2 separate regions of the Homo sapiens genome follow, and region 2 is linked to region 1. Evidence: chromatin loops called from intact Hi-C (ENCODE). Cell type or tissue: PC-9. All regions are shown on one strand. Each heading gives the region's core, and the rest is flanking DNA. Links, peaks and the distances in the headings are about the cores only.

Region 1 (9,260 bases), core at 2,596-5,095:
TAGGACAGGATTATGGTTGATTACTTCCATGGATGTACACATGGACAAGGTTATCAAGACACAGTCCTGGAATTAGTTTTTTGCTTCAGCTGTTGTTTCTGATCTCTGACCAGATGTAATATCCTAACTGTAAAACATGCCTACGTTTGTAACTGCACGTCACCCACCAAAACAAAATAAAACCCCAAATACCTCTTCCCTTCATCATAGTAATTCATATTCAACTTTTCAATGCCAGCAGAAACTTTACTTTTACTGAATTTGGCTGTTGTATTAATATTTAATTTTTGTAGGTATATAGTATGTGTGTGTATTAATATTTATGGGGCACATGAGATAGTTGGTACAGGCATGCAGTGTGTAATAAGCACATCAGGGTAAATGGGGTATCCATTTCCTCAAGCGTTTATCCTTTGTGTTACAATCCAATTATATTCTTTTAGTTATTTTAAAATGTACAGTTATTATTGACTTTAGCTACTTGTTGTACTATCAAATACTAGTTTTTATTCATTCTTACTATTTATTTGTACCCATTAACCATCCCCACTCCCCCACCACCTCCCCACTATCCTTCCCAACCTCTGGTAGCCATTCTTCTGTTCTCTATCTCCATGATTCCAATTGTTTTAATTTTCAGCTCCCACAAATGAGTGAGGACATGCGATGTTTGTCTTTCTGTGCCTGGCTTATTTCACTTAACATAATGACCTCCAGTTCCAACTGTGTTGTTGCAAATGACAAAATCTCTTTTTTATGGCTGAATAGTACTCCATTGTGTATATGTATCATATTTTCTTTATCCATTCATCTGTTGATGGATTGGCTGTTGTAATCTTGACCCTTTAAAAAAAAGTTTATTTCTGGCACTTAGATGGTAGAGAAGTAACTGGGACCTTGGAAGAATATAGCAATGGGATTCTCAATGTGCCTGACTTTGGCCTTTTATTTCATCAATGGCGCGTGCTAAGGGTTGTGATTATCTGTTAAGGAAAGGCATAGTCTTTTTTGCCATGCAGTACTTTGCAGAATGTGACCTGACTGCACAACAGTAAACGATACTATACTTTGCATAATGTGATTTAAGTGCACAGTTTTGGGGTATTTACCATTAGTATTTATAGCTGTTAGGGTTATTATCCTTTCATCTTACCTGCTTGCTTCTCACCATTCATCCATAGGGAGCAGGCACTTTCCTGAATCTGTCTCTGGTGCTTGGGCATAGACTTCTGTTGCAGTGCTCGGGCCACTGTATTTACTCACATGTGTGTTCCTTGACCAGGCTGTCAGCGTTTACTGTCTTGATCATTTTTTAATGTTCGTATCTGTCAGCGTGGAACCTCTCAGGGGCACTCTGTGATGGTAGGGGGTTGAAATGGGTGATTTTAATCAACCTCTTGCAGGTGGTTCCTTAAAAACAGTTATTGCTCAAGATGAAAACCTCCCAGAAGATGTTGTGAGAGAATTTGGAATTGACCTGATTAGTGGATTACATCATCTTCATAAACTTGGCATTCTCTTTTGTGACATTTCTCCTAGGAAGGTAATTCATGAAAGTTTTTGATTTTCTAACTGCTTCTGTCTCAAATTAGAGTGCTTTCTCAAAGATGTTGTTATTTTTGGATAAAATTTTGGTATAGAATATCTTGAAATTTTAGTTAATCTTTTTTTAAAATAAAAGGAGGCAGGGCACGGTGGCTCATGCCTGTAATCCTAGCACTTTGGGAGGCTGAGGCGGGCGGATCACTTGAGGTCAGGAGTTCGAGACCAGCCTGGCCAACATGATGAAACCCCATCTTTACTAAAAACATAAAAGGCTAGGCGCGGTGGCTCACGCCTATAATCCCATCACATTGGGAGGCTGAGGCGGGCGGATCACGAGGTCAAGAGATGGAGACCATCCTGGCCAACATGGTGAAACCCCATCTCAACTAAAAAAAAAATACAAATTTAGCTGGGCGTGGTGGTGCGCTCCTGTAGTCCCAACTATCTGAGAGGCTGAGGCAGGAGAATTGCTTCAGCCTGGGAGGCAGAGGCTGCAGTGAGCTGAGTTCGTGCCACTGCACTCCAGCCTAGCAACAGAGCAAGACTCCGTCTCAAAAAAAAAAAAAAAAAAAAAAAAAAAAAAAAAAAATAAATAAATAAATAAAAACACAAAAAATAGCTGGGCATGGTGGTGAGCGCCTGTAATTCCATCTACTTGGGAGGCCGAGGCAGGGAGAATTGCTTGAATCCGGGAGGCAGAGGTTGCAGTGAGCTGATGCCACTGCACTCCAGCCTGGGTGACAGAGCGAGACTCCATTTCAAAAAAAAAAAAAAAAAAAAATTAATAAATAAAAGGAAATATATGGTACAGTATTTTAGCTGCCTAAGTTGCTTTTTGAATGTGAAGTCTCCCTTTCAGAGCTCTTTGAGTAATTACTTAATGCACTAACCTATATTGTAAATGATGAACCCAATATGTCTATAAGATAAGGCCCTCTTAGCTCTTAAGTCATTGTACACATTTATGAACCATTATTTTAGTTTGATAGTGGCATTCTTGGCTATATGTGTATGATTCCTGATATTATGGATCAAATATTTTCTCTTTTGGTAAAATTAATTATCCATAACTAAATGTGCTTCAGTATAGTAGAGTCATGAAACCTACTTGGTTTCTGAGTTGCAATCAACACTAACACTTAGAAGCCATGTGAACCCGGACAAATTACCCTGCTTCTCTTTGCCTTAGTTTCTTTGTCACATGGAGATAGATTTTTCAAGATATTTGTGAGGATTACCTATTATATTTAGGTTAAGTTTCTAGGATACTTTTTGGTAAGTAGTGTGCTCACAGTGATGTCAGTTATTGTGTTTATAAGTACATCCTCTGAGGAATTGTACATATTACTGGTCTGAGTTTTTACTTTTTCTTTAATATGTGCCAAGGAAAGAAAAAGCTGGATATTTCATTTAAGAATTTTATTTTTGCAGGCCATCTGTATGAGAATATAATTAAACCTAAAAAAGAAAACTCCATAAAATCCTGTATAATGAATTGTAGTTCTTGTTTGAAATTATCATGTATGTGCCTCAAGTCTGCAGCTACTCAACTGTCATTGTAGTGCTGAAAGCAGCTGTAGACAATTTGTAAATACCTGGATGTGGCTGTATTTCAGTAACTTCATTTATGGATATGGAAATGTGGATTTCATGTAATTCATTGTTACATGTCTAGAAATATTATTTTGATTTGTTTCTCAGCCATTTAGAAATATAAAAACCACATTTTTAAAATTTTTTTATTTTATTATTATTTTTTTTGAGACACAGTTTCACTCTGTTGCCCAGGCTGGAGTGCAGTGGTGTGATCTCAACTCACTGCAAACTCAGCATGCCAGGTTCAAGCGATTCTCCTGCCTTAGCCTCCCAAGTAGCTGGGACTACAGGTGTGTGGCAAATTTTTGTATTTTTAGTAGAGACGGGGTTTTACCGTGTTGGCCAGGCTGGTCTCAAACTCCTGACCTCAGGTGATCCTACTGCCTTGGCTTCCCAAAGTGCTGGGATTACAGGCGTGAGCCACCATGCCTGGCTAAAAACCACATTATTTTTTTTTTATTAATTTTTTGTGTGTGGCAGTTTTCAGATACGGCTTAAAAAAAAAATCCAACACTCTTAGTTCATAGCTGTACAAGGCAGTGGCCAGGGTTTGTCCCAGAGGCTGTAGTTTGCTGATATCTATCCGGGAGTTGTTTAATGAGATTTATTATCAGCTGTTATGATCTGAAAAATTCAGGCTGCTTTGTAACCTAAACTTGTGTTCTAGAACAGGGGTTAGCGAAGGTTGGGCAGGATTCCTATTTTTGTATATAAACTTTCACTGGAACACAGCCACAACCTTTGGTTTATGTAATGTCAGTGGCTACCATTGTGCAACAACATAATTGAAGTATGAGATTCCATTGAAATGAAATGACATTGAAGTACAAAAGACTGTATGGCTCGTAAAGTCTAAAATATTTACTAGCTGGCTCTTTACCAACAACAAAAAAGTTTGCTGATCCCTGCCAGTGGTCCTCTGGACCAGCAGCATTAGGTTGACCTGGCACTTGGTAGAAATGGGCCCCATCCAGACCTGTTGAATCAGAAACTCTGGGGGTAGTGACTGGTAGTCTGTGCTTTAACAAGTCTTCCAGGGGATTCTGATGCTCACACAAGTTTAAAAGCCACTGTTGTAGACCAACAGACATCCTTAGTATGTATTTGTGACTAGAAGTTAAGAGTTAACTTCACATTGCCTTTATTTTATTTATTTTATTTTAGACAGGGTCTCGCTCTCATGCAGGCTGGAGTGCGGTGGCGCAACCTTGGCTCACTGCAACCTCTGCCTCCCAGGTTCAAGCGATTCTCGTGCCTCAGCCTCCTGAGTAGCTGGGATTATAGGTGCCTGCCACCATGCCCAGCTAATTTTTGTATTTTGAGTAGAGATAAGGTTTCACCATGTTGGCCAGGCTGGTCTTGAACTCCTGGCCCTAGGTGATCTGCCTGCCTCAGCCTTCCAAAGTGCTGGGATTACAGGTGTGAGGCACTGCACTTGACCCTACATAGCCTTGAAAAACCACAAAGCCACCTGACCCATTGTACCTATGTAGAAATACTTTTAATACGGGAAATAATAAAAGTAACAGAACATTAGTTACTGGCATGTTTTCAACAATCCATAGATTCTAATCACAAATTATATTAGCAGACTTGAGCACTTGTCACATGCCAGTGACTGTTACAAACCCTTTACTTGCATAACTTCGATTAATCCTTACAGCAGTCTGAAGAGTTAGGTATTATTTTTCCCATTTTACAGGTGAAGAGATTGGGGATTAGAAAGGTTAAATAAATTCTTTAAGGTCAGACAGCAAGTAAATGGTGGACCTGGGTCTAAAATCCAGATCTCCAACTTTAATCTTAATGCTACATTATGCTTCCTCACTTGAATAAACAACACCTCAGGCAGTTGGGTTTTCAAATCCTGTTATAGCTGACACTGAGAGTTGGCAAGGGCAGATTGTTTTATTTTCATCGTTGTTAATCTTTCCCCAAACCTGAAGTTTTCCACTATGGTTATATGATGTGTTCATTATATACATCTGAGAATGAACAATTTAATTTTTTATTTGATTATTAAAAAGTTGGATTTATTTTTCTTTAGCTTTTAAAAAAATTATAAGCATTTATTTTTCTGAGTTCTGATAAAGAATAGCAATGCTGAAAAGTTCTTTAGTACAATTATAAGAGGTACTGATATATGTACAAATTAAGTTGATTTTTTTTCTGAAAACATTTATTTGATCTTCATAGATACTCTTGGAAGGGCCTGGCACACTGAAGTTTAGCAACTTTTGCTTGGCAAAAGTGGAAGGTGAAAATTTGGAAGAGTTCTTTGCTTTGGTGGCAGCAGAGGAAGGAGGAGGTGATAATGGGGAAAATGTCCTGAAGAAAAGCATGAAAAGTAGAGTCAAAGGTATGTGGACCTGGAAAGCTTAAAGATCATAACTCTAGTTGTGGACCATCCAAGTCCTGTGTTTAGGAGACAATGTCAGTCTTTTGTTTTGCCACTCAAATAAGATATTGAAAATGGTAATGACCAGCAGACATAGTCTGGGCATAGGAATGGCTTTGTCCATGGCCTAAAGTATTCAATGTGGATCTACTCTGTAAGGCCTGGGGAACCTTAACAAAACCTGTATTTCGTCCTCAGCTTTATGTTTTACTGAGCACTCATTAGCACATAGGAAGGGAATGGTGCCTGGCACATTAGCGGCTCAATAGAAATTAGTTGAGTGAATGATATTCTGCAGTTGAAACATATTTCTTTCTTTTTTTTTTTTTTTTTTAAGTTCTAGGGTACATGTGCAGAACATACAGGTTTGTTACATAGGTATATATGTGCCATGGTGGTTTGCTGCACCCATCAACCTGTCATCTACATTAGGTATTCCTCCCAATGCTATCCCTCCTTTAGACCCCTACCCCCTGACAGGCCCCGGTGTGTGATGTTCCCCTCCCTGTGTCCATGTGTTCTCATTGTTCAACTCCCACTTACGAGTGAGAATATGTGGTGTTTGGTTTTCTGTTCTTGTGATAGTTTGCTGAGAATGATGGCGTCCAGCTTCATCCATGTCCCTGCAAAGGACATGAACTCATCCTTTTTTATGGCTGCATAGTATTCTGTGGTGTATATGTGCCACATTTTCTTTATCCAGTCTATCATTGATGGGCATTTGGGTTGGTTCCACATCTTTGCTATTGTGAATAGTGCCGCAATAAACATACGTGTGCATATGTCTTTATAGTAGAATGATTTATAATCCTTTGGGTGTATACCCAGTAATGGGATTGCTGGGTCAAGTGGTATTTCTGGTTCTAGATCCCTGAGGAATTGTCCTCCGCAATGGTTGAACCAATCTACATTCCCACCAACAGTCCAAAAGCATTCTTATTTCTCCACAGCCTTGCCAGCATTTTTGTTTCTTGACTTTTTAATAATTGCCATTCTGACTGGTGTGAGACGGTATCTCATTGTGGTTTTGATTTGCATTTCTGTAATGATCAGTGCTGGTGAGCTTTTTTTCATATGTTTGTTGGCCGCATAAATGTCTTATTTTGAGAAGTGTCTGTTCATATCCTTTGCCCACTTTTTGATGGGGTTGTTTGCTTTTTTCTTGTAAATTTGTTTAAATTTCTTGTAGACTCTGGATATTAGAACTTTGTCAGATGGGTAGATTGCAAAAATTTTCTCCCATTCTGTAAGTTGTCTGTTCATTCTGATGCTAGTTTATTTTGCTGTGCAGAAGCTCTTTAGTTTAATTAGATACCATTTGTCAATTTTGGCTTTTGCTGCCATTACTTTTGGTGTTTTAGTCATGAAGTATTTGCCCATGCCTATATCCTGAATGGTATTGCCTAGGTTTTCTTCTAGAGTTTTTATGGTTTTAAGTCTTACATTTAAGTCTTTAATCCATCTTGAATTAATTTTTGTATAGAGTATAAGGAAGGGGTCCAGTTTCATTTTTCTGCATATGGCTAGCCAGTTTTCCCAACACAATAGGATTTCCTATTAAATAGGAAATCCTTTCCCCATTGCTTGTTTTTGTCAGGTTTGTCAAAGATCAGATGGTTGTAGATCTCTATTCCGAGGTCTGTGTGCTGTTCCATTGATCTATATATCTGTTTTTGTACCAGTACCATACTGTTTTGGTTACTGTGGCCTTGTAGTATAGTTTGAGGTTAGGTAGTGCGATGCCTCCAGCTTTGTTCTTTTTGCTTAGGATAGTCTTGGCTATGCGGGCTCTTTTTTGGTTCCATATGAAATTTAAAGTAGTTTTTTCCAATTCTGTGAAGAAAGTCAATGGTAGCTTGATGGGGATAGCTCTGAATCTATAAATTACTTTGGGCAATATGGCCATTTTCATGATTTTGATTCTTTCTATCCATGAGGATAGAATTTTTTTCCATTTGTTTGTGTCCTCTCTTATTTCTTTGAGCAGAGGTTTGTAGTCTCCTTGAAGAGGTCCTTCACATCCCTTGTAAGCTGGATTCCTAGGTATTTTATTCTCTTTGTAGCAGTTGTGAATGGGAGTTCACTCATAATTTGGCTCTCTGTTTGTTTGTTATTGGTGTATAGGAATGCTGGTGATTTTCGCACATTGATGTTGTATCCTGAGACTTTGCTGAAGTTGCTTATCAGCTTTAGGAGATGTTGGGCTGAGACGATGGGGTTTTCTAAATATACAATCATGTCATCTGCAGAGACAATTTGACTTCCTCTCTGCCTATTTGAATACCCTTTATTTCTTTCTCTTGCCTGATTGCCCTGACCAGAACTTCCAATACTATGTTGAATAGGAATGGTGAGAGAGGTTATCCTTGTCTTGTGCCGGATTTCAAAGAGAATGCTTTCCTTTTTTGTCCATTCCGTATGATATTGGCTGTGGGTTTGTCATAAATAGCTCTTATTATTTTGAGATACGTTCCATCAATACCAAGTTTATTGAGAGTTTTTAGCATGAAGCGGTGTTGAATTTTGTTGAAGGCCTTTTCTGCATCTATTGAGATAATCATGTGGTTTTTTGTCATTGGTTTGTTTATGTAATGGATTACATTTATTGATTTGTGTATGTTGAACCAGCCTTGCATCCCAGGGATGAAGCTGACTTGATCATGATGGATAAACTTTTGGATGTGCTGCTGGATTCAGTTTGCCAGTATTTTATTCAGGATTTTCACATCGATGTTTATCGGGGATATTGGCCTGAAATTTTTTTTTTTTTAATATCTCCGTCAGGCTTTGGTATCAGGATGATGCTGGCCTCATAAAATGAGTTAGTAAGCAGGAGTCCCTCTTTTTATATTGTTTGTAATAGTTTCAGAAGGGATGTTATCAGCCCCTCTTTGTACCTCCGGTCGAATTCGGCTGTGAATCTTTCTGGTCCTGGACATTTTTTGATTGGTAGGCTATTAATTACTGCCTCAATTTCAGAACTTGTTACTGGTCTATTCAGGGATTTGACTTCTTCCTGGTTTAGACTTGGGAGCATGTATATGTCCAGGAATTTATCCATTTCTTCGAGATTTTCTAGTTTATTTGTGTAGAGGTGTTTATAGTATTCTCTGATGGTTCCTTTGTATTTCTGTGGGATCAGTGGTAATATCTCCTTTATCATTTTTTATTGTGTTTGTTTCTTTTCTTTGTTAGTCTTGCTAGTGGTCTATGTATTTTGTTGATCATTTAAAAAAAAACAGCTCCTAGATTCATTGATTTTTTTTTTGAAGGGTTTTTCGTGTCTGTATCTCCTTCATTTCTGCTCTGAAATTAGTTATTTCTTGTCTTCTGCTAGTTTTTGAATTTGTTTGCTCTTCTCTTGTTCTTTTAATTGCGATGTTAGGGTGTCAATTTTAGATCTTTCCTACTTTCTCTTGTGGGCATTTAGTGCTGTAAATTTCCCTCTACACACTGCTTTAGCAGTGTCCCAGAGATTCTGGTACATTGTATCTTTGTTCTCATTGGTTTCAAAGAACTTCTTTATTTCTGCCTTCATTTCATTATTTACCCAGTAGTCATTCAGGAGCAGGTTGTTCAGTTTCCATGTAGTTGTGTGGTTTTTGAGTAAGTCTCTTAATCCTGAGTTCTAATTTATTGCACTGTGGTCTGAGAGACTGTTACGATTTCCATTCTTTTGCATTTGCTGAGGAGTGTTTTACTTCCAATTATGTGGTCGATT
Region 2 (9,260 bases), core at 3,539-6,038, 58 kb before region 1:
CTTGCACCCGGGAGGCAGAGGTTGCAGTGAGCCGAGATAGCACCACTGCACTCCAGCCCAGGTGACAGTGCGAGACCCTGTCTCAAAATAATAATAATAATAGGGCTGGGTGTGGTGGCTCACACCTGTAATCCCAGCACTTTGGGAGGCCAAGGTGGGCAGATCACGAGGTCAAGAGGTAGAGACCATCCTGGCTAACATGGTGAAACCCCGTCTTTACTAAAAATACGAAAATTAGCCAGGCATGGTGGCATGCGCCTATAGTCCCAGCTACTCAGGAGGCTGAGACAGGAGAATCACTTGAACTCAGGAGGCAGAGGTTGCAGTGAGCTGAGATCGTGTCACTGCACTCCAGCCTGGGTGACCAAGTGAGACTCCGACTCAAAAAAAAATGAATAAAAATTAATAATAATAATAATCCGAATAAAAAGGCTAAAAGACCACATGCAAAACACAGTGATGCAAGATGAACCTGGAGTATCTTGTAATGCCAGGAAGTAAAGACATACTAAAACAAAAACTAAACCCACAATCATGGGGTTTATGTCAAAGGGGCATGGGAGTCAACTGAAAAAGTTTCCAGTGGCCAAAGCTGGAAGAATTTGAGCAACAAAATAAATAAAGTAGTATTGGATTATAACTCAAAGTACAAAATAAATATCCATGAATCCATGTTGACATAAATACATAAATGAATAAATACATGGGGAAGAAGAAAAAAAATCTCCCATACAGAAGAATTCCAAATAAAGTATGTAGAACTCCACTTCTAACAGATGGAGCATAACTCCCACTCTGTCTGTGTGGGCTGTGCTTAGTGACTTCCTTCAAAAGAGTACAGTATGGCTTGGGCATCGTGGCTCATGCCTGTAATCCCAGCACTTTGGGAGGCCAAGGTGGGCAGATCACCTGAGGTCAGGCGTTCGAGACCAGCCTGGCCAACATGGCAAAACCCTGTCTCTGCTAAAAATACAAAAATTAGCCGGGTATGGTGGTGCACACCTGTAGTCCCAGCTACTCGGGAGGCTGAGGCAGAAGACAGGAGAATCACTTGATCCCGGGAGATGAAGGTTGCAGTGAGCTGGGATTGCGCCACTGCACTCCAGAGTGAGACTCTGTTTCAAAAACAAACAAACAAAAAAAGAGTACCTTCACAGTGGAGACAGTTGACAAACACTTCCTCAGGCAGTGAGGTGATCAAGATTGACTCAACAGTAATAAGTCATGCCAATAGTATGTTCCCTTAGTAGTATGTGATGGGAATGGCACTTTATCTCCTTTATCTCCATGCTCCTCCTCCCCAAAACCAATAGCCCCAGTCTGGTTATGAGAAAAAGATCAGACAAATACCAATTAAGTGACAGTCTAAAAATACCTGATCAGCAATTCTCAAAATTGAAAGGTCATCAGAAACTAGGAAAGTATGAAAGACTGTCAGAGGCAGAACCCAAAGAGACAAGATGATTAAATGTAATGGGGTATCCTGGATGGGATCCTGGAACAGAAAAAGGACATTCAGTAACAACTAAGTAAATATGAACAAAATGAGGACTATCATTAATAACAAGCATCAGTATATGTTCATTAATTATGACAAATGTACCATACTAATGTAAGAGGTTAATAGTAGGGGAAACTGGGCGTGGGGCATATGGAGACAATTTGTATTATCTTTTTAATTTTTCTGTGAATCTAAAATTATTCTAATATAAAAGGTTTATTTTAAAAATAGTGATAAACATTGAAACCAGTATGATTTAAAGTTTAAATAATTTGGCCAGGCATGGTGGCTCACACCTGTAATCCCAGCACTTTGGGAGGTCAAGGCTGATGGATCACTTGAGGTCAGGGGTTTGAGACCAGCCTGACCAACATGGTGAAACTCTGTCTCTACTAAAAATGTAAAAATTAGCTGGGCGTGGTGGCACATGCCTGTAGTACCAGCTACTCCAGAGGCAGAGGTGAGAGAATCACTTGAACCCGGGAGGCAGAGGCTGCAGTGAGCCAAGATCATGCCATTGCACTCCAGCCTGGGCAACAGAAGGAGACTCCATCTCAAAAAATAAAATAAAATAAAATAAAATAAAGTTTAAATAATTTGTTCCTCATAGTATAGTGGTTAAATATTTTTAAAAGAAAAAGTTTAAATAATTTGTAATATGATGAAGATAGTTAATGAATTGGTTACTAAAGAAATGTTTAAGTATAAAAAGTAAATATAATTTCAAGTTAAAATATGCTATTTCTACAAAATCTGGGAAGTCATAGGAGAAGGAAGAGGATGGAGAAACGAGGTAAATTGAGAGGTTTCACCCGGGCGTGGAGGCTCATGCTTGCAATCCCAGCACTTTGGGAGGCCAAGGCGGACAGATCACTTGAGGCCAGGAGTTCGAGACCGGCCTGGGCAACATGGCAAAACCCTGTCTCTACCAAAAATACAAAAATTAGCCAGGTGTGGTGGTGCGTACCTATAGTCCCAGCTACTCGGGAGGCCGAGATGGGAGGATCGATTGAGGCCTGGAGGTCGAGGCTACAGTGAGCTATGATTGTGCCACTGAACTCCAGCCTGGGTAACAGAGCAAGAACCTCTATAACTAACTAACTAACTAACTAACTAACTAACTAAATAAATAAATAAATAAATAAATAAATGTAGGTTTCATCCTGTGCTGTGTATAGTTTTTATGGAGAAATATAATTTTTTTAGATATTAGGTGTTAACTGAAATTGTTATAGGACACCTAAATCAATAGAGGAGAAACTGATAAAGCATAATATAGTCAAAACATGAAATATGACAAGAATAAGGCCAATGAGTTATCAATGGTTATAGTAAATATTAAAAGGTTAAATTCTCCTTTAGAAAGAGAAGGCTTGAGACCGGGAGTGGTGGATCACACCTGTAATCCCAGCATTTTGGGAGGCCGAGGCAGGTGGATCACAAGGTCAGGAGATCAAGACCATCCTGGCTATCACACTGAAACCCCATCTCTACTAAAAATACAAAACAATTAGCCGGGCATGGTGGCGGGTGCATGTAGTCCCAGCCACTTGGGAGGCTGAGGCAGGAGAATGGTGTGAACCCGGGAGATGGAGCTTGCAGTGAGCCGAGATCACGCCACTGCATTCCAGCCTGGGCGATAGAGCGAAACTCCGTCTCAAAAAAAAAAAAAATTAAATTAAATTTAAAAAAAAAGAAAGAGAAGGCCTCGCTGGGCACTGTGGCACATGCCTGTAATCCCAGCAGTCTGGCAGGCTGAGGCGGGTGGATCAGTTGAGCTCAGGAGCTTGAGACCGGCCTGAACAACATGGAGAGACCCCCCATCTCCACAAAAAATACAAAAACTAGCCAGGCGTGGTGACAATTGCCTGTAGTCCCGGCCACTCAGGAGCCTGAGGTGGAAGAATTGCTTGAGCCCAGGCGTTAGAGGCTGCAGGTGAGCCGTGATCGTGCCACTCCACTCCAGCCTGGGTGACAGAGTGAGACCCTGGTCAAAATAGAGAGAGGGAGAAGGCTCTCAGAGTGTGGGGGTGGGGGTAGGGGAAGAAAGAAAATGTAGCTCCATAGAATTTTTTTTTATTTTTTATTTATTTTTATTTTTATTTTTTATTTATTTATTTTTGAGACGGAGTCTCGCTCGTCGCCCAGGCCGGAGTGCAGTGGCGCACTGCAAGCTCCGCCTCCCGGGTTCACGCCATTCTCCTGCCTCAGCCTCCCGAGTAGCTGAGACTATAGGCGCCCGCCACCACGCCCGGCTAATTTTTTGTATTTTTAGTAGAGACGGGGTTTCACTGTGTTAGCCAGGATGGTCTCGGTCTCCTGACCTTGTGATCCGCCCGCTTCGGCCTCCCAAAGTGCTGGGATTACAGGCGTGAGCCACCGCGCCCGGCTATTTTTTATTTTTTTGAAATGGAGTCTTGCTCTGTCGCCCTGGCTGGAGAGCCGTGGCGCGATCTCGGCTCAGTGCAGCCTCAGCCTCCGCGTCCCAGGCTTAAGCAATTCTCTGCCTCAGCCTCCCAAGTAGCTGGGATTACAGGCGACCGCCGCCACGCCCGGCTAATTTTTTTGTATTTTTAGTAGAGACGGGGGTTTCACCATCTTGTCCAGGCTGATCTTGAGCTCCTGACCCCAGGTGATCCATCCACCTTGGCCCCCCAAAGTGCCGGGATTACAGGCATGAGCCACGGCGTGCCCGGCCACTCCACAGAATTAATTTACAAAAACACATCAGAAAGAACGTGATTTTTTGAAATTTGAAAATTGTGGGAAGGGCAAAAATATAACAAAAGAATGCACAGTAAATAAAGGCAAAAAAGAAAAAGAAAGCATAGGTGACTCTATTACTAAAGCATGTTATCCTTAACATCTCTATTCTTGTGTTTCTCAGTCAGCTCACACACAACCTGGGTCCTTATCAGGCCTGATTGCAGTTCATTCCACCCTTTGCCCCAGTAAATCTGAGGATTTTGAAAAATGTTTACGTTTTCCAAAAATCCATTCCCTTATTCTTGTCACCTCTTGCCTCGGGCCACTAAATGACTCATTGCAGGTTTCTTGCCTCTGCACATCTTTTCAATCTATGCCACTTCAAGGCCCCACAACTGTCTACCCAAGCACAGCTAATATCAGGCTGTCATGTTTAATTAGAATTGACTAAGACCTGAGGATAGTAATTACAAGTTCACCAGATAGAAAGACTCGATGTTGTGATATGTCATTTACCCCCAAATTAATCAGTGAATTTTATGTAATTCCAACCAAATGAAAAAGAAATTTTATTTTAAGGAAATGACAATGTATTCTAAAATTGCTGTGGAAGAATTCATACATACGAATATCTAAGACTATTTTTAAAAATCAACTGGTACCACTCCTGACCAGAAAGCAAAATGTAACATAAAGTCACAGTAATTAAAGGATTATTTCTGTCATAGGAATAGACAACTACAACAACTGCACAGAACTGAGAGTTGAAAACAGAATAATATATCTGTGAGAATTTAGTTTTATATCTAGCAGGGCACTATTTTCTCTACTTCTTAGTAGTCCAGATTCTTTGGGTTCCTAAATAATTCAAATAGAAACTGTTTTACTGGAAGAAAACCTTAAGAAGTTGTATTAATCATATGGTGTCTACCGTAACATGGGTTCTCGGGAAAATCCTGGGAAGTATGTAGTCCACAGAAAAGATTCTCTAAGTGTTCCTTTTTTTTATTTTTATTTTTTGGTTAGGGGGTGTGGGGACAGAGTCTTGCTCTGTCTCCCAGGCTGGAGTGCAATGGCAAGATCTCTGCTCACTGCAGCCACGCCTCCTGGGTTCAAGCGATTCTTGTGCTTCAGCCATCCGAATAGCCAGGACTAAAGATGAGCACCACCACACCCAGCTAATTTTTGTATTTTTAGTAGAGATGGAGTTTCATCAGGTTGGCTGGGCTGGTCTTGAAATCCTGGCCCTAAGTGATCCGCCTGCCTTGGCTTCCCAAAGTGCGTGAGCGACTGTGCCTGACCTTCTTCCTTTTTTTTTTGGCAGAGTCTCGCTCTGTTGCTCAGGCTAAAGTGCAGTGGCCCAATCTCGGCTCTTTCCAACTTCTGCCTCCTGGGCTCAAAGGATCTTCCCACCTCAGCCTCTAAATAGCTGGGACTACAGGTGTGCACCACCATGCCTGGCTAATTTTTGTATTTTTAGTAGAGATGGGGTTTCCCCATGTTGCCTAGGCTGCTCTCGAACTGGTGAACTCAAGGGATCCGCCTGCCTCAACCTCCCAAAGTACTAGGATAACAGGCATGAGCCACCGTGCCCAGCCTTCTACCTCTTTTTAAAGAGATGATCCTGATATTGTATCTCTAGGGTCCTTATCTCATCCTTTGATTTTCCAAGATTAACAACCTCACCAATACATTCAGCAGTTTTTTAAAAGCTTTTTATTATGAAAAAAAATTCAAACTTAAAAATAGAATCACAGCCAAGCATGGTGGCTCACACGTGTAATCCCAGCACTTTGGGAGGCCAAGGTGGGAGGATTGCTTAAGGCCAGGAGTTCAAGACCAGCTTGGTCAACATGGCGAGACCCCCATCTCTACAAAAAAAAGAAAAAGAAAAAAAAAGAAAGAAGAAAGGAAAGAAAGAAAAGAAAGAAAAGAAAGAAAGAAAGAAAGAAATTAACCAGGCATGATGGTACACGTAGTCCCAGCTCCTCCAGGAGACTGAGTAGAAGAATTCCTTGAGCCCAGGGTTTGGAGGCTGCAGAGAGCTATGATCATGCCACTGCATTAGCACTACAGCCTGGGCAACAGACCAAGACCTCCATCTCAAGGGAAAAAAAAATATACACACACACACAAGCACACACATATGTGTATATTTGTATATTATATATACATTATATATAATATTTATATATTATATAAACATTATATATAATACCTATATACATTATATATACATTCATATATAATATATAATTTATATATTATATAAATTATTATATTAAATTAAATGTAAATACATATTATATATAATTACATAGCTAGACATGGTGGCCTGTGCCTGTAGTTCCAGCTACTTGGAAGGCTGAGGCAGGAGGATCGCATGAGCTCAGGCATTCCAGGCTGTAGTCACTACGATTGCGCTTGTGAATAGCCGCTGCACTCTACCCTGGGCAATGTAACAAGACCTCTTCTCTAAATTTCTTTAAAAAAGGGCTGGGCGCGGTAGCTCACACCTGTAATCCCAGCACTTTGGGAGGCCAAGGCAGGAGAATCACCTGAGGTCAGGAGTTCAACACCAACCTGACCAATATGCAGAAATCCCGTCTCTACTAAAAATACAAAATTAGCCAGACATGGTGGTGTGTGCCTGTAATCCCAGTTACTCGGGAGGCTGAGGCAGGAGAATCATTTGAACCTGGGAGGCAGAGGTTGCAGTGAGCCGAGATCACCCCATTGCACTGGGTAACAAGAGCGAAACTCCCTCTCAAAAAAAAAAAGGGCTGGGTGCAGTGGCTCACACCTGTAATCTCAGCACTTTGGAGGCAAGGTGGGAGAATCACTTGAATCTAGGAGTTCTAGACCAGCCTAGGCAATGTGCGGAAACTCCGTCCCTACAAAGAATTAAAAAAAAAAAAATTAGCCAGGTTTGGTAGCATAGCCTGTAGTCCCAGCTACCCAGATACCCAGAGGCTGAGGTGGGAGGATCACCTGACCCTGGGAGGTCACACCACTGCACTCTTAGCCTGGGTGACAGAGTGAGACTCTTGTCTCAAAAACCAAAAACAAATTATATAAGGAGCCCTCATGTATTCATCACTAGCTTCAAGAATTATCAACGCAAAGTCAGTCTATCTCAATCCTCACTCAAGTCCCTCATCCCTTGGATTGTTTGGAAGTAAATCCCAATCCCAGACATCATATTTTATTCATAAATATATCAATGCAGCCAGGAGCGGTATCCCATGCCTGTAATCCCAGAACTTTGGGAGGCCAAGGCAGGTGGATCACTTGAGGTCAGTAGTTCAAGACCAGCCTGATCAACATGGTGAAACCCCATCTCTACTAAAAATACAAAAATTAGCCGGATATGGTGGCGCGTGCCTGCAATTCCAGCTACTTGGGAGGCTGAGGCGGGAGAATCACTTAAACCTGGGAGGCAGAGGTTGCAGTGAGCCAAGATCATGCCAGCACACTCCAGCCTGGGCAATAGAGTGGTAGAGTGAGACTTTGTCTCCAAAAAAAAAAAAAAAAAAAAAAGTAAATATTTCAATGTGTATCTCTAAAAGATAAGAAGACTTTTATGACAAGTTAGCTAAAATGTACATATTATTAGTGAAACTGTGTTGACAAAACTCCCCCTGACATGGCTTTCTATCTTGATATGGCTTTTTTGTGGGGCTGGAGATCTTTCACAGATTTTTCAGTTTCTTCTATGGGTATTGTTTTATTTTTGATTTCCTATCTCTTTTTGTGTCCATTTTGTTAATTTGAATTTTGCTAAAAATAGATCCATTTCATCAAATTTTCTAATTTATTTTTATGAAATTACATCTAACAAAAGACAATTTAAGATACATCAGGTTAATGCCAAAGGAACCATTGATGACTCAAGAGGGGCATTGGAACAACAAAGGTCATGTGCGGATGAAAGGGGATGGATCCAGGGAACAAGTGGAGGGGCTACCCTTAAATAGGAGCAGACCATCCATCGTATCTGAGGAAAGACAGTTTGTGGGTTCAGATGCATGTAAATGGATTGACTTAATAATCCTGGGGAGAATGGGGGAAGGGATGAGACTACCAGAGGTTAAAGGAGAGAGAAGTTGTGAAATAGTCAGCTCAGACCGGAAGAAAGTAAATTGTCTAAGAAAATGTGGAGGCCTGAGAAGCCATTTGCGAGCTGTGGGTTACAAATCTAAGGAAGGCCTAGGTCAGCAGGGCTGTGTGTTTTCCTCCAGCCGCCATCTTCTGCTCCTATGTTGGCACAGAAGGGAGGAGAGGAGTGGAGTTTAACCAACATTGTGTTTGATCAGACGAGTTTAATGAAGAATGAGAAGGGGAAGGTAGTATACAGAGGAGAGCGATTTTAGTGCTATGGGGAAGTAAAAACGAGGGAGTGATGGAGAGTGAAAAAAATCATTTGTGGTGTAGGTGAAAAAATAGCCATGGCATGAGAGAGTTGTAGGAGAAGCAGTGTCTTCAGTGAATGTCCAGTAGATTTGTCTCATGACAGACTGAGTCCAGAGGGCATGGTGGAAGGGAGACACAGTGGAAGGGTGTGTGGGAGAGTGCTGTACAGACTGTTTCAGGATAGAAATACAAGAGAGGAATAATGGCCTAGAGGCTTCCATTTCTTCTGGATGTTAGTCCCTGCCTATAAATCATGCTGCTCTTTACCTCAGACCTTCTCTCATCCAGGAAAGTGGATTTGCTATTCAAAATCCCCTCACTGAAAGGATTTTCTTTCCTTTAGTCTTCAATGGCCATCTCATTCGCTCTCTCTCTTTTTTTTTTTTTTTTTTTTTTTTTTGAGACAGGATCTCACTGGGTCACCCAGGCTGAAGTGCACTGGTGTGATCTCAGCTCCCTGCAGCCTCCACCTCCTGGGGTCAAGTGATCCTCCCACCTCAGCCTCCCAAATAGCTGGGACTACAGGTGCACGCTACCATGCCAGGCTAATTTTTCGTATTTTTTGTAGAGACGGGGTTTCATCATGTTGCCCAGGCTGTCTCTTTCTCTTCTGTGCTTGCAATGGTAACGCAGTACACTT

Evidence for each region. Peaks named below come from ENCODE experiments on the same cell type or tissue, not always from the same donor. Only the 100,000 strongest peaks of a DNase experiment are listed, where the experiment ranks them.
Region 2: a loop joins it to region 1, with 10 times the contacts of the local background. A loop is called at or near these places in 1 of 110 quality-filtered maps.

The regions. Positions count from the first base shown.
Region 1 is chr3:41,928,084-41,937,343 of GRCh38, reverse strand. ULK4 (unc-51 like kinase 4) reads left to right here. Exons shown (of 37, transcript NM_017886.4): 4 at 1,404-1,543; 5 at 5,338-5,500. Among named protein-coding and RNA genes, the nearest start is that of ULK4, 29 kb to the left of the region's middle. RefSeq lists a silencer at 2,561-2,761. In PC-9, for the core only: no CTCF peak of the experiment used is centred there; DNase peaks (open chromatin) are centred at 3,883 and 4,673.
Region 2 is chr3:41,986,899-41,996,158 of GRCh38, reverse strand. No RefSeq gene overlaps it. Among named protein-coding and RNA genes, the nearest start is that of ULK4, 29 kb to the right of the region's middle. In PC-9, for the core only: no CTCF peak of the experiment used is centred there; a DNase peak (open chromatin) is centred at 4,478; H3K27ac peaks cover 768 bases.